Linked DNA regions of Homo sapiens: region 2 is linked to region 1. The links are chromatin contacts, found by Hi-C or POLR2A ChIA-PET in ENCODE. All regions are on one chromosome and are shown on one strand. The core of a region is the stretch at or near the end of the contact, and the rest is flanking DNA. Distances in the headings are between cores, read along the strand shown. Region 1 overlaps MAN1C1 (mannosidase alpha class 1C member 1). Region 2 holds the start of MTFR1L (mitochondrial fission regulator 1 like).

Region 1 (6,366 bases), core at 1,337-3,836:
ATCACAGGCACATATTTGTTTACTTGCTCATTCTCTATCTTCCCCAAATAGAATATCAGTTATCTGGGATCAGAGATCTTGTCTGCTCCTAAAACAGTGCCTGGCACATAGCAGGCCCATGGTAACTGTTTTGTGAATGAATGAATGCATGGGTGCATGAATGCTGAAAGGATGAATGGAGGGAAGGATGGATGGAGGGAAGGATGGATGGGTGAGTAGATAGATGGGTGGGTGGGTGTGGGCAGTTGGATGGATGGATAGATGGTCTGTGACTACCCTCTGATCACAGGAATCTGGCCAGGAATGGTGGTGCTTAAAAGACACACATTGAAACGGACTGCTAGAGCCATGGACCCTTTAAACTGTAGGCTCAGTAATGATTTTTCCCTGCTCAGCTCCCTGGCACAAGACCTCAGTCATGAAGCAGCTTCTGGGACTGCAGTCCCATCTCAGTCTGGGTCCCAGTCTTGTTCACTCCTGTCTTTGGCTGAGCTCAGACCAGAGCCCCGGTCAGAGAATTAGTGTGCAGCTGGTGGTGGCCGGAGTGTGCTGCCCAGAGGCCCTTTCTGCCTTCCCTTGCAGAGTAAACATAAAGTTAATGAGCAGCCAGGCTCCCTGCCCTCAGGGCACACAGTAGTTGAGCCATCAAGGGAAGAAATGGCCATGAATTATTTAAGGAAACTCAGAGCACTTGATTTTGTAGGAGAGAACTTTGAATAGAAGAGGCTTTGCTCTCTGCATTTGATCTTCCCAGTGAAGAGCCTGGAGCATCTTTGACCCTGGGTGAAGGCTGGGCCTCTGGCAAGTTTGGGGTTTTGAAGAATTTTCTGGTGGTTCTCAACCTTGTTGCCATGTTAAAATCACCTAGGGAGCTGCAAAGTCCTGATGTTCAGACTGCACCCCTGACTCAGAACCTCTGGGCACTGGGCCCGGGCCACACATAAACCTCCTTGGGATTTCGTGTATAGTCAGGGTTGGGAACCACCCACCAAAGACCTTCACCCCTGCCTGCACCTTAGGATCACCTGGAGAGCTTTAAAAATCCCATGTCTAGCCTCACCCCAGGCCAATAAATCCCAATCTGAGATTTTTAAAAAGTTCCTTCCACAATTCTGTTGTGCACCTGGGGTCAGAAAACCACCAGGTTAGACCAGTGTCCAGCTGGGATGGACCGGGGAGGGTCAGACAGATCGGACTGGGCACACCCCTGAGTGTCACGGCAGGAGACAAAGAAGAAGAACAGGAAGAGCTTTGGTCACTTTGGCCTCCTCTGAGCTAGTGCTCTAAGTACCTCATCTTATTTAGCCCCCATCTTACAGATGACGAAACTGAGGGTCAGAAAGGCCCAAGGTCCATATAGCAACAAGTGTCAGAGCCAGGACACAAACACGGGTCTGACTCCAGATCCATTGGGCTGGCCTCTACTTACCAGCAGCCAAATCACAGAGGGGCCTGGCTTGCCTGAAACCCCTCCCGCGAGTGCTCAGATGGGGCTCCTGCAGGCGGCAAAGGAAGGAACAGCCAGCGCCAGGCACTGAGCCAGGCTTCGAATATCCTCTCCTTTAATCCTCACAACCAACCCAGGAATCATTACTCCCATTTTATAGATGAGCAAAGTGAGTCTTCATTAAAGTGAAATAACTTGCCCAAGGTCATCTAGCTCCTAAATCGCAGAGCTGAGATTCAAACCCAGGCCTCTCGCCACGCTGGGCTCACTGCCTATGGGTTAGCCCTGCTCCACAAGGAACAGCACAAATATTTTTGTTAATACATTAAAAAAAAAAAACCCTGGTCTTGTGCCCCACTTAGCTCCTTGCACCGCTGCTTGCTGTGATTTAAACCTTTTACCAGTCGTCTGCCAGCCTGCACTGTCTTGTGTTTTGTTTTAGAAAGCCTTGTTTTTTATCTTTGCATCTGCGTGTCTCAGTTGTGTCTTCAAAGAGGCAGTGGTTTATAATTTCCTCTTGACTGCAATTACTTAGCTTGGGGCCAACCCCCAGTGGAAATAATGTGTGGGAGGCGGTCTGGAAGGTGCAGGTGCCAGGTCTGGTGCGCAGCATCCTGAGGTCTCCCTCAGATGTCTGTGTTCTCTCCAAAGTGTTGACAACTGGTGACTCGGACCCAGGTTTCTGAGCCCTGACACTCCTCCCCTGCACCGCAGGCTTAGTGACGCCGAGCAGCTGCCAGGGACATGGCTCTGCCCGGGAGCCAGGCCGGGCCCAGAGCAGACCCCTGCCTGCAGCCCGGCTGCTCTGCAGGTGTCCTCAGCACTCCCCCATGTGGAGCAGGTGCCCTGGCATGTCACATTGTCAGCGCTTTTCCATCTGCCACTCAGTGTGGGTCCTGCAGCCAGCCCACCAGCCCTGGGCCCTGACAGGAGAGAAAAAAGGAAAAAACAGACCCAGGAGTGAGCGAGTGTTCCTTGAGCATCTTCTGTGTGTCGGGCACTGGCTGGAGGCTGCTGCTGGTGGCTTCTGCTGTCACACGGCACTCAGAGTCTGAGAGAGAGACAGATATACAACAGAAACAGATGCCAAGTAGGAATGGCACCATGTAGAAGGGTGACAGGGGCCCATAGGTAATGGCAGTGGCAGTGCTGGTTTAAATTGGGGCATTCTCTCCAAGGAAGTGACATTCTGGAGGAGGTGGGGTTAGCAGAGTCAGGGCTGGAGCATGCAGGAAGGAGGCGCAGCACCAGCTAAGCCCCGAAGCAGGAAGAAAAATGCAGCTTTCAAGAATGTCACCTTTGCAGAGAGATTTTCCCTGACCTCCCTCTGCAAAGTACAGCACTGCCCCCACCCCAGTTTTTTTTGTTTTGTTTTGTTTTCTTGGGTTTTTTGTTTGTTTGTTTTTTTATGACAGAGTCTCACTCTATTGCCCAGAGTGGAGTGCAGTGGTGCAATCTTGGCTCACCGCAACTTCTGCCTCCTGGATTCAAGTGATTCTCCCACCTCAGCCTCCCAAGTAGCTGGGACTACAGGTATGCACTACCGTGCCTGGCTAATTCTTATATTTTTAGTAGAGATGGGTTTTTGCCATGTTGCCCAGGCTGGTTTCAAACTACTGGGCTCAAATGATCCATCTGCCTCAGCCTCCCAAAGTGCTGGGATTACAGGCGTGAGCCACTGCGTCCAGCCCCTCCCCGCATACCCCTGCATTTTTTAATCTCATCCTCTCACTTTGTTTTATTCAAAATGCTGATCACAAATTGTACCTCTCAGCCAGTTGTGGTGGCTCACGCCTGTAATCCCAACATTTTGGGAGGCCGAGGTGGGTGGATCCCCTGAGGTCAGGAGTTCAAGACCAGCCTGGCCAACATGGTGAAACCCCATCTCTACTAAAAATACAAAAATTAGCCGGGGGTGGTGGCACACGCCTATAATTACCCAGCTACTTGGGAGGCTGAGGCACGAGAATGGTTTAAACTTGGGAGGCGGAGGTTGCAGTGAGCCAAGATCATGCCACTGCACTTCAGCCTGGGTGACAGAGTAAGACTGTGTCTCAAAACAAAACGAATTGCACCTCTCATATATATTTGGTTTTGTTGGGAATTCTCTGCACTAATGGGTGAGCTCCCTGAGGCAGAGTCCAGGCTCCTCTCCAGCACACCTGTAGCCCCAGTACCTAGCACAGCGCTGACACCAAGGAAATATTACATGGCTGCCGAGATATTGTAAGCCAGGAGGGTACCTGAGTGAAAAAAGGCCAGTGTAGGTGAGGTAGGGTGTGAGGAGGGAGGGGCAGGAGACAGACTAGAGTGGAATCATAGGGGTCAGTAATTAGTGGGGACTCGCTCTGTGCTGGGAAATAGGCCAAGTCCTGCAGGCATATCTCATTTAATTCTCACAACCCTATGAGGCAGTTAATGCTCTTATCCCCAGTTTACACGTTAGGAAACTGAGGCACAGAGAGAACATACAACCTGCCCAGTGTCACACAGCGTGGAACTGGTGGAGATGAAATTTGAACCTGATGAGTCTGTGCCCCAGAGCCATGTCCATAGAATCAGGTCCACCCTCAAGGTCCAGATCGTGGAGTCTTGGAGGCCCCTCTGGTGTTTTCACATAAGGGCACTTGGAAACCACTGAAGGTTCTAAGCAGGCAGATGATATGATCCGGTTTGTTAATTGCAGAGTACAGAGACCCCCTGGAGAGTAGATTGGAGGGGTGAAAGTGGAGGCAGAGGCCTGGAAGGGCCCCAGAGGACCCCAGCCATGGGCCAGGCCCCACCAGCCCATGGAGTCTGGCCTCGAGACTGTGTGAGCAGCTTCCTCCCTCCCCTTGGTCCCCAGGGCTCCTGGGGTGAGAGCAGTCTGACCCCCTCACGCCCCCGACATCCCAGAGTCTTTACAACAGCATCACCTCCCTTCCCACCAAAAGGCATGGCCATCAGGTAGTGGAAGAAGCAGAGCTCTGGACATTGTGGGGTCTTGTTTCTAGGCTGGTGTGGCTGGGTGGCCTGGGACAAGCTGCCACACCTCCCATTTGTCTGTGTAGGGCGCGGCAGCCCAGGTGCCTGGCTTGCTGTAGGCATTAAATGAGGAAACGTGTGACAAGATACTCCTAGAGAACAGCTCTTAATTTTCTGCAGGTTCTTTTTGAGAAACTGGTAAGAATAGATGGACACTCTTCCCATAAAGATGCACATCCACCAGAAAGTGTTGGGTACAGTTTTAAGGGCCTGGACCCCTGAAGCCCATCCACAGGCCAGCTGGGCTTCTGGTTAAGATCAAACAGAGGACATAATGGAGGAGGAGGATCACCTTAAAATATTTTTTAACGTTTTTTAAAACATGGAAGATTTTAAAGGCTGTGTAAGAGACTTGCCCTGGGGAGCTGCCCTGTGTCTGAGCCTCCCAGCGAATAGCAGCCCCTCCTGTGCCCTGGCAGGCATCTTGACCAGCAGAGATCAATGGGCCTCCTTTGCCTGGGATGGAGGGCTTGGCAGAGCTGCCCTTGCTACTGTCTCCAAAATGTTCATTTTCCATCCTTTCCCCCCCTTCTCTGTGCCCTCCCACGCCCCTTCTCCCTGCCCAATCCCCACCTTGCTCCCAGGCGATAGAGACCTACTTGCTGAATGTCTCTCCCGGGGGGCTGACCTACATTGCCGAGTGGCGAGGGGGGATTCTGGACCACAAGATGGGGCACCTGGCCTGTTTCTCCGGGGGCATGATCGCCCTTGGCGCCGAGGATGCCAAGGAAGAAAAGAGGGCCCACTACCGAGAGCTCGCAGCCCAGATCACCAAGACGTGTCACGAGTCATACGCCCGCTCAGGTAACCCTGCAAGGGGAAGGGGCAGCAGGAGAGACTGAGGCTAGACACCAGGAAGAACTGGAAAGACCGGCAGCAGTGAGCGAAGGGAGCACATGGCCTTAGGGAAGCCTCCCCTTGGAAGTTAAGTAGAATTTGAGAGAGGTACTCTCCAGGCTCCGAGACCATACCCTGAATGAAAGGGAAACTAGTACAGACACAGGAAGCGCTTTGCATGTACCTGGTACTCTTCCGCACTTGACACAACATCACTGAACCTCACCACACAGATGAGGAAACTGAGGCTCAGAGATTACTTGGCCAAGGTCCCTTGAGAGGGGCACAGAGTAAAGGATCCTCCAGCCCCGGAGGCAGAAACGGCGGCTTCCTGAGCCCGGCACATGTCCCACCCTGAGTCTCCTACTTTCAAATGTGCCTCTGCCTTTCCCCCGGCACCCTCCTTAGAGGGGGTTTCACCGCCTCCTGCTCCCACCTGTTTAGTCGCCCTCTTTGACCCATGATCACCGGAAAGCCTGAGAGCTTGGTCCTCCCCACCCACCACTCACCACTGAATTGTCCGATGCTAGAATCAGAGGTCACATTTGAGAGCCTGAGCCTGGCTCCTCATTCTACACAGAGAAGTGGAGTCAGCCCAGAGAGGGGAAGTGACTTAGCCAAAGTCACACTGCACATGAGGAATTGATCCTGGGCTGGAACCCAGGCCTTCTGATGCCTGGTTCCACCCCGTGCGCAAACTGCACCCCTCAGAAAAATCCCCAGCCCCCGTGTGGTCCCAGGAGACGCCCACCGCTCTGAGTGGTAATCCCAGTGTTGGTTGGAGGGGACGACCCAAGATTTGCAGTAAAAATCCCAGGCTCAAGCAGCGCTTGACAAAATGACTGTTTTCTGATGGCCAGGAGCCGCTACACCATTTGAAAAGATTAGAGAGGCCAGATGGGCAGCCTCTGTTTTCTTATCTGTTCGATGGGAATCATGACACAGGTCTCAGAGTGAGGCACAGGGTCCCATGAGAAAGTACCTTGGCAGCCACCTTTGGCCAGCAGCACTGCAGGCACTTGCTGACCGCCCATCATGATGTGTCTGTGCCCGCCCCA
Region 2 (6,366 bases), core at 699-3,198, 44 kb after region 1:
TGCTCTGGGAGGGCCAGTTCCACATTGAGCCAGCCTGGTCCCATGGAAAATGATGGCCTGGGCTTTCTGAGGCCTTATCTGATGCCTCTGCAGTTCATGTCCCCCACCAGGCCTCGAGGCTCAGGGTGGGAGAGGGCCCCGGGCTGCCCTGTCACTCCTCTAACACTTCCCTCCCCTGTCCCCAACATGCCCTGTAATAAAATTAGAGAAGACTAACTAGAGTGGTTCTAAGTGCTTTTCCTTTGAGTGGCATGTTGCTCAGCTCCGTCCTTCCATGGGGTGGCTCCCTCTTGGGGCAGAGTTGAGCTGGAATGCTTTCAGGTACTATCTTACCTATCGAAGGCTTGAGTGACTTGCCCAAAATAAGTTTTACGATAGAACAAGTGGTAGGACTTACTGTTTTGAGAATCTGGTGCTCTCTGTTGAGAGAGATCTGGGAGTTAAAATCATTGTCTTAAAAGCAGAGCCTGAGACAGGCATGAAGTGTTTTTTTGTTTGTTTGTTTTGTTTGTTTGGTGGGGCTGGGGGGGAGTGTACTTCCAGAAAAACCAGTAAAAGAAGGAAGGAAGCAGAAGAGGGAAAGGAAAAATGCTGAGCAGGAACAGTCTCAGCCCAGCCTTGGCCTGACCCACAGTGGAAGAGCTGTGGGGCATAAACCACACTGCAGAGCTGAACTGGCCTTTTGGACCTTTTATCAGTCATTGGCTTGGGAGGTGAAGGAAATTCCCAGGTAGGGAGCTCCGTTCTTCCTGCAAGGGGATCTGAGTGGGACACCAAATCAGCATCTACACCCAGGACAGACAGCCAGCGTGGACTTGCATGATCCGCCATCGCACAGGAGGGAAAGGTAATGATTAAAACACAATGTGCCATCCTGGGAAGAGGGCCAGACCTGGAAGTCAATCTTCAGCGTTTGAGATATGGTGGAGATCAGGGTGGACGACCTCTGAGGTCTCTAGCCAGGACCAGTCACATAATTTGCACAGCCCCGTGCAAAATGAAAACACAAGAACCCCTATTAGAAAATCATTTCAAGACGGCAACAGCAAAGTACTAAACCAAGTACAGGATTCTGAGCATGCGGCCCGTTGTGACTGCATGGGCTGTTCACCCATGAAACCAGCTCTGTCTCTGGCAGAGGGGACTGCAGGCTTTGGAACCAAGGAACTCCAGCCTGGGAGCCAGGCACAGCCCGAGGCTGTGCTGAAGGCAGAGAAGGAAATGTGACCCAGGAACTGCATGCCACAGACCAAGACAGTGAGGGCTGGAGCACAAAGAGGGAGTGGGTTAGTGAGCCTGGAAGGAATGTGGCTCTTCCCACAGAGCCTCTGGAGTCTTGTACATCAAGTACCCATCTAATAAGCAAACTCATTGAATATACCGTGTGTGTGTGTGTGTGTGTGTGTGTGTGTGTGTGTGTGTGTGAGAGAGAGAGAGAGAGGCTAAAATAGAAGAAAGCTGCAAAGTGCTGGAGGGCAGGAGTCAAGAGGAGAAAGAGGCCCATTCTGCGCATTCTTGCTGGAGAGAGGCTTTGCAAAGGGACCTGCCTGGGAACCAAGAACTGGGAAGGGGGCCAGGGTGAGGATTCTGAAGTTTGCCCTAGGGGTAGGAGCATATTTTAGGGGTCGAGCGACACACCCCTGGGCTTCCAGAAGTCGGATGGGGCTAAACGTGGAGAGCAACAAGCAGGGAGACGCGACGAATACCAGGCCGAGGGATCTCCAAACGCAGCCAACTCCTCCCGGGGACACAGACCCCGCGGGGGCACGGTCTCGATGGAGGGGAGTGTGCTCCGCGGTATCGGAGCCTACAGCCGCCAGCGCCTCGCCCACTCGGGGGCCGCGCTCCCCTCGCCACCGAGCTGGACCCGCCTCCTGAGGGTGCGCGGAGGTGCGCCTCGGTGCGCAGCTGCGGAGGATCGCTTCCGGGGGGCGGGTCAGCGGAAGTGAGGGCGGTTGAGGCTGGGCGGCCCAAGGTGGAAGGAGGGGCCGTGAGGTGAGAGAGTCCGGGAGCCCGAGCTTGAGGTGAGAAAGGTTCTAGGGAGGCGCGGAGGCGGGAGCGCGACCTTCCAGCCCGTTAGTAGACTGGGTCTACGTGCCGGGCGCTGTGCGGAGCCCGCAGCTCCTGTTCCCGCGCGAGTTCTCGCGGGAGCCGCAGCTGTCCGTCTCACTTGGCCCGGGGGAAACTGAGTCCCCGAAGGGTAGTTGCTCGTCGGAGTTCCCCAGCAAACAGTGACCAAGCCAGACCTCAGGCTTCTAGTTTCGGCTTCGCTGCTTGACGGGCCGGGCTGCCCCGCCGCGCATTCTGAGACCTGGCCGCGGCTCGGAGGCTTCCGCGCACTCGGGTCCGGGTCCTGTGGGTCCAAGGGCCGCTGGGCAGGCGGCGAGCACTTGGCCGACCTTGGCCCAGGTCGGGTCGTCTGCCGCGGGGGAGGGGCGACTCGCCCTGGCGGGTCCCCGCGGGGAGAGGGTCCGCGCGGGTCTCCGGCCACTGCTGCGCGCGGCAAAGTTTCACTGAGCGCGGCGGCCTCCGTGGGGGCCCCCGGGACCAGGGGTGCTGAGCAGGGCCCTGCGCTGGAGGAGCTCCCGTTCTCCTGAGGGGACGCCTGTCAGCAGACAGCAACTGCAGCCTCCGGAGGGCTGCGGGGCGCAGAGGTGACAAGACCCACCGGTGCTGCCGGCGAACCGGGGGAAGATCTTCTAGCCAGTGACACTTGGGGGCGGGGGTGACAGCTGAGTTGGTGTTCCCCTTCATTCGTTTAGTTCAGCGCGTTGAAGCGCTCACTGTGTCCTAGGCAGACACCGTGCTGTGCGCGGGGATCACAGTTATCTAGTTCCTCTCGCGAGGACTCCGAGGGACAGGCAGGGTGCTGCGGAGCGCACAGGAAAGGACCTGACCCTGTCGCAGGGAAGGAAGGTGATGCTTAAGCTGAGCTCTGAGGAATGATGAAGAATGAGCTCGGCGAAGGGGGTGCTGGTGTTTGATGCAGGGCTCAGAGGTGGGCCCAGTGTTGGGGGTTGAGGGCCAGTGTGGCTGGAGGGCAAGGGGGAGAGCAGGAGGGCTGGCTGCGAAGCGTGCAGGCCTTGGTGCTCAGTGAATGTGGTCTAGAGACGGCAGAGAAAGATGGGTTTGGGACTGATTGTGGATTTTATCCTGTGTTGGCTCTAGTAAGCCAGTTTTAAACGGATGAGCGATGTGATTAACTGTGTTTGGGAAGGATTCCTCTGGCTGTGTGTGAGGGTTAGGCCCGGCTGGGTCTTTGGAGGTAAGGTCGGAGAGGAAGTGGCAGTAAGCACCGTTAGTGCAATTTGTGGCCGACACGGACATTCAGCACAGAGCCTGGCACACAGAGGGACTCTGATAATAAAGGCTTGAACTGAGCCGAGAAGATGGAGCCCACGCAGGAGGTGGCAGGACCTGGACCAGGCTTTGGGTGCTTTGCACTGGCATGACCACTGAGTGACCTTAGACAAGTGCCTTCCCCTGTCCAACTTCCTTTCCCCATGTGTATCGTGAAGTGAATGACACCTCGTCTCCCAAGGGTAGAAGAGGGGACCCTCCACAGGAGGTCTCCAGAAAGAGCTGCTTTGTCAGTCTAGTCTATCTCCCATTCAGAGCCTGTCCAGGGCTCCCCAGTGACCCGGACCTCATGACTTGCCCCCTACTTTTGTAGCTTTATCATGCTCTGCTCCTCTTTCCATGTCCTTCACCTTCTTGTGCTGGACCTGTGCTCTTGCTGTTTTGTCTTCATTTCCTACTCCCTCGCAACTTACTACAGGGCACTAGGGCCAGAGCTCTGACCTCATCTGGCCACCTGCCTAATGCTACTCAGCCTTTGCTAGAAGTATGTATTCATGTCCTATCACTCTGCTGGACAGCGAGTTCCTTGAGAGCATGACTGTGTCTTACTCCTTCCATAGCCCCTACGGTGCCCAGCACAAGGCCTGGCACAAGTGGGTACTGTTGGTGTTTGATGAACAAGTGAATGAACGAGCACACTGATTGCATCTGCTCACCATGCAAGGACTGCTGTGAAGAGCAGTCAGATGTCACCTCACCCATCTGTGTCATGTTTTAACAGTTCATTAAGCACTCAACCCCATTTCACTCATTGACCCTTAAGGTAGCCTCCAGTGGCAGCTTTTCCTGTCTCCTTTTTCCAGATGGAAAAACCAACATTCAGAAAAGTTAAATAACTTGCCTGTAGCTACAAAGCCAGAAGGTGGCTGAGCCAGGATAAACTTTTTTGGCTCTTTTTCTCTGTAGCTCATGAGACTGAGATTGGCATGAGCTGGTGTTCGTTCTCCTATTTTCTCTGATCTCTCCCTTTGCAAGGGCCCAGCAGTGCTTTTACATCTCATCTTCAAGAATGAATCCTGGGCTTGGATAGTACTTATAATTTGGCTAGATGAGCTTTGTAGCTACCAAGGATTCTATTTGCATCTTTAGAAGTTTTGCCTCAAGAAACCTGAGAGCCCAGGAAGGCTCTTGGGTTGGCCAAGCTCACTAGGCAAATCTTTTTTTTTTTTTTTTTTTTTTGAGACGGAGTCTCGCTCTGTCACCCAGGTTGGAGTGCAGTGGCGTGATCTCGGCTCACTGCAAGCTCTGCCTCCTGGGTTCACGCCATTCTCCTGCCTCAGCCTCCCAAGTAGCTGGTACTACAGGTGCCCGCCACCACACCTGGCTAATTTTTTGTATTTTTAGTAGAGACAGGGCTTCACTGTGTTAGCCAGGATGGTCTCGCTCTCCTGACCTCGTGATCCGCCCACCTCGGCCTCCCAAAGTGCTGGGATTACAGATGTGAGCCACTGCGCCTGGCCGCAGATCTTTAACAGAACCTTTAAGAGTCTGGACTTAGAGCTAAGTGTTGGGTGAGGGCAGCCTCTTGGGCTGGTTTTCTCCCCTGTGAAGTCATGGCTCTGCAGGGCCTGGTTTTTTGGGGCTTGTGTGGTGACCATTAAATCCCCACTGTGGGGGGTTGTTTCACAAGAGGGAAATCTGGTGCTCCTCCAGATGGCCTGATATGAAGGAGTCACGCCTCCCGCCTCCCGGAGCTGCCCAGTGGCTGCCTTGTCCTTCAAGTGCAGGAGCTGGTTCAAATGTCAGGAATGGAAGCCACTGTGGTAAGGGGCATTCCCAGGGCAGGGGTATGGTGGGGAAGGTTGGGTGCTGGGCCTGCTGAAGTACTGTAAAAGGTTCTGAGACTCTCCAGTTGAGCACTCCTTTCTCCAGAGGCCTGGAATTGGAGCAAGGCCACCGTTTCACTCCCTCCCCCTAAGAAGAACCAACTATGATCCTGGGGCACTTCAGGAGTCAGTGTATGTCTGCCTTTCTGTACAGAGGACGGGAAGGAAAGCCTGGATAATCTCTACACTCAGCTACTTCCTCTCCCCTTCCCTGACCCTCCCAACATTGACTGCCTTAGCAGCAGCAGGTATTCCCTTGGGTGGCTGGCCAGGGTGTAGGCTGGCAACTGGGGAACCTGCCCTCACTATAATTGAGAGTTGACTTGCCCCTAGAGAGTGCCCTGTCCCTAGGTTTGTGGAATTCAGTCTCCACAAACCTAGAGAGGAGAGGACAAGGACAGTAGTTGGATTCATTCTCTGGGGTTGTAGCTGTCTCCGTCTCTTTGCTCCAGACCATCCCAATCTGGCAAAACAAGCCACATGGGGCTGCTCGAAGTGTAGTAAGAAGAATTGGGACCAACCTACCCTTGAAGCCGTGTGCCCGGGCGTCCTTTGAGGTGAGTATGTTGGAAGGGCAGGAGAGTAGAGGCTCAGACAGTGCTGCTTCTGTGCCCCAAACCCCTTGGTACTGCCCAAGTAGGTTGTTTCCTGGTCACTTTTCATTCTGTTATGAAATATTTGTTAAATGCTTATAAGATATCCTGGTCACTGTGTCCTCCTGAGTGCATACAAACCTGTGACCACAAGGAACCTGACAGGTCCCCCACATGGGACACTGACTATTGTGATTTTTGAGTTGAACTCTGCTTTTCTTCACCAGCCCTAAGAATTGACCATGTAGCCAGTATTTTTATTTTATTATTTTTTGAGATGAGGTCTCCCTATGTTGCCCAGGCTAGGTCTTAAACTCCTGGGCTCAAGCAGTCCTCCTGCCTCAGCCTCCTATGTAGCTGGGATTACAGGCACAAGCCACCATGCCCAGCTCCACTATTTTTAGTGTTTCTCTGAGGCCATAATTCCTCAGCCTTCTCTTTTTGGCCAATCTGGGCATCCTTTACTGGGGTGCTTTGGTCTTACCTCTGTGTCTAGGGATCCTTTAGCACCCACTCAGCAGCAGAGATTCCTACCTGGCCCAGGTCTCTTGAGACCCCTTCTGTGGTAGAAAGCTAAGTAGCATTTA

What was found. A loop is a pair of places that touch in the nucleus more often than their neighbours do. ChIA-PET counts read pairs that join two places held with the same protein, here RNA polymerase II (POLR2A). Pooled maps may share reads with other maps.
Region 2: a map of CD8-positive, alpha-beta T cell shows a loop between it and region 1 (7-fold over the local background). The contact joins the promoter of MTFR1L here to the enhancer-like site in region 1. A Hi-C loop is called at or near these places in 3 of 168 maps with a recorded cell type or tissue (CD8-positive, alpha-beta T cell, naive thymus-derived CD4-positive, alpha-beta T cell and transverse colon) and 5 of 50 pooled maps. POLR2A ChIA-PET finds 5 or more read pairs at or near these places in 13 of 52 experiments (B cell, CD4-positive, alpha-beta T cell, CD4-positive, alpha-beta memory T cell and 10 more).

Annotation. Positions count from the first base shown.
Region 1 is chr1:25,773,050-25,779,415 of GRCh38, forward strand. It overlaps MAN1C1 (mannosidase alpha class 1C member 1), which reads left to right. Exons shown (of 12, transcript NM_020379.4): 9 at 5,056-5,275. Among named protein-coding and RNA genes, the nearest start is that of SELENON, 24 kb to the right of the region's middle. RefSeq lists enhancers at 1,831-1,980, 2,151-2,320. Within about 2 kb of position 2,587, at least 6 of the 41 ENCODE cell types and tissues checked have a DNase peak (open chromatin) inside an H3K27ac peak, as active enhancers do; they include CD4-positive, alpha-beta T cell, CD8-positive, alpha-beta T cell and OCI-LY7, where a contact is called at or near this core.
Region 2 is chr1:25,818,006-25,824,371 of GRCh38, forward strand. MTFR1L (mitochondrial fission regulator 1 like) reads left to right here and starts at 1,949. Exons shown (of 7, transcript NM_001099625.2): 1 at 1,949-2,024; 2 at 5,014-5,123; 3 at 5,639-5,743. The coding sequence starts at 5,100. LOC646471 (a long non-coding RNA gene) reads right to left here and starts at 5,601. Exons shown (of 1, transcript NR_024498.1): 1 at 1,949-5,601. It overlaps SELENON (selenoprotein N), which reads left to right. Exons shown (of 12, transcript NM_206926.2): 12 at 1-216. RefSeq lists enhancers at 1-492, 2,135-2,274, 2,655-2,744 and silencers at 1,735-1,924, 2,375-2,544.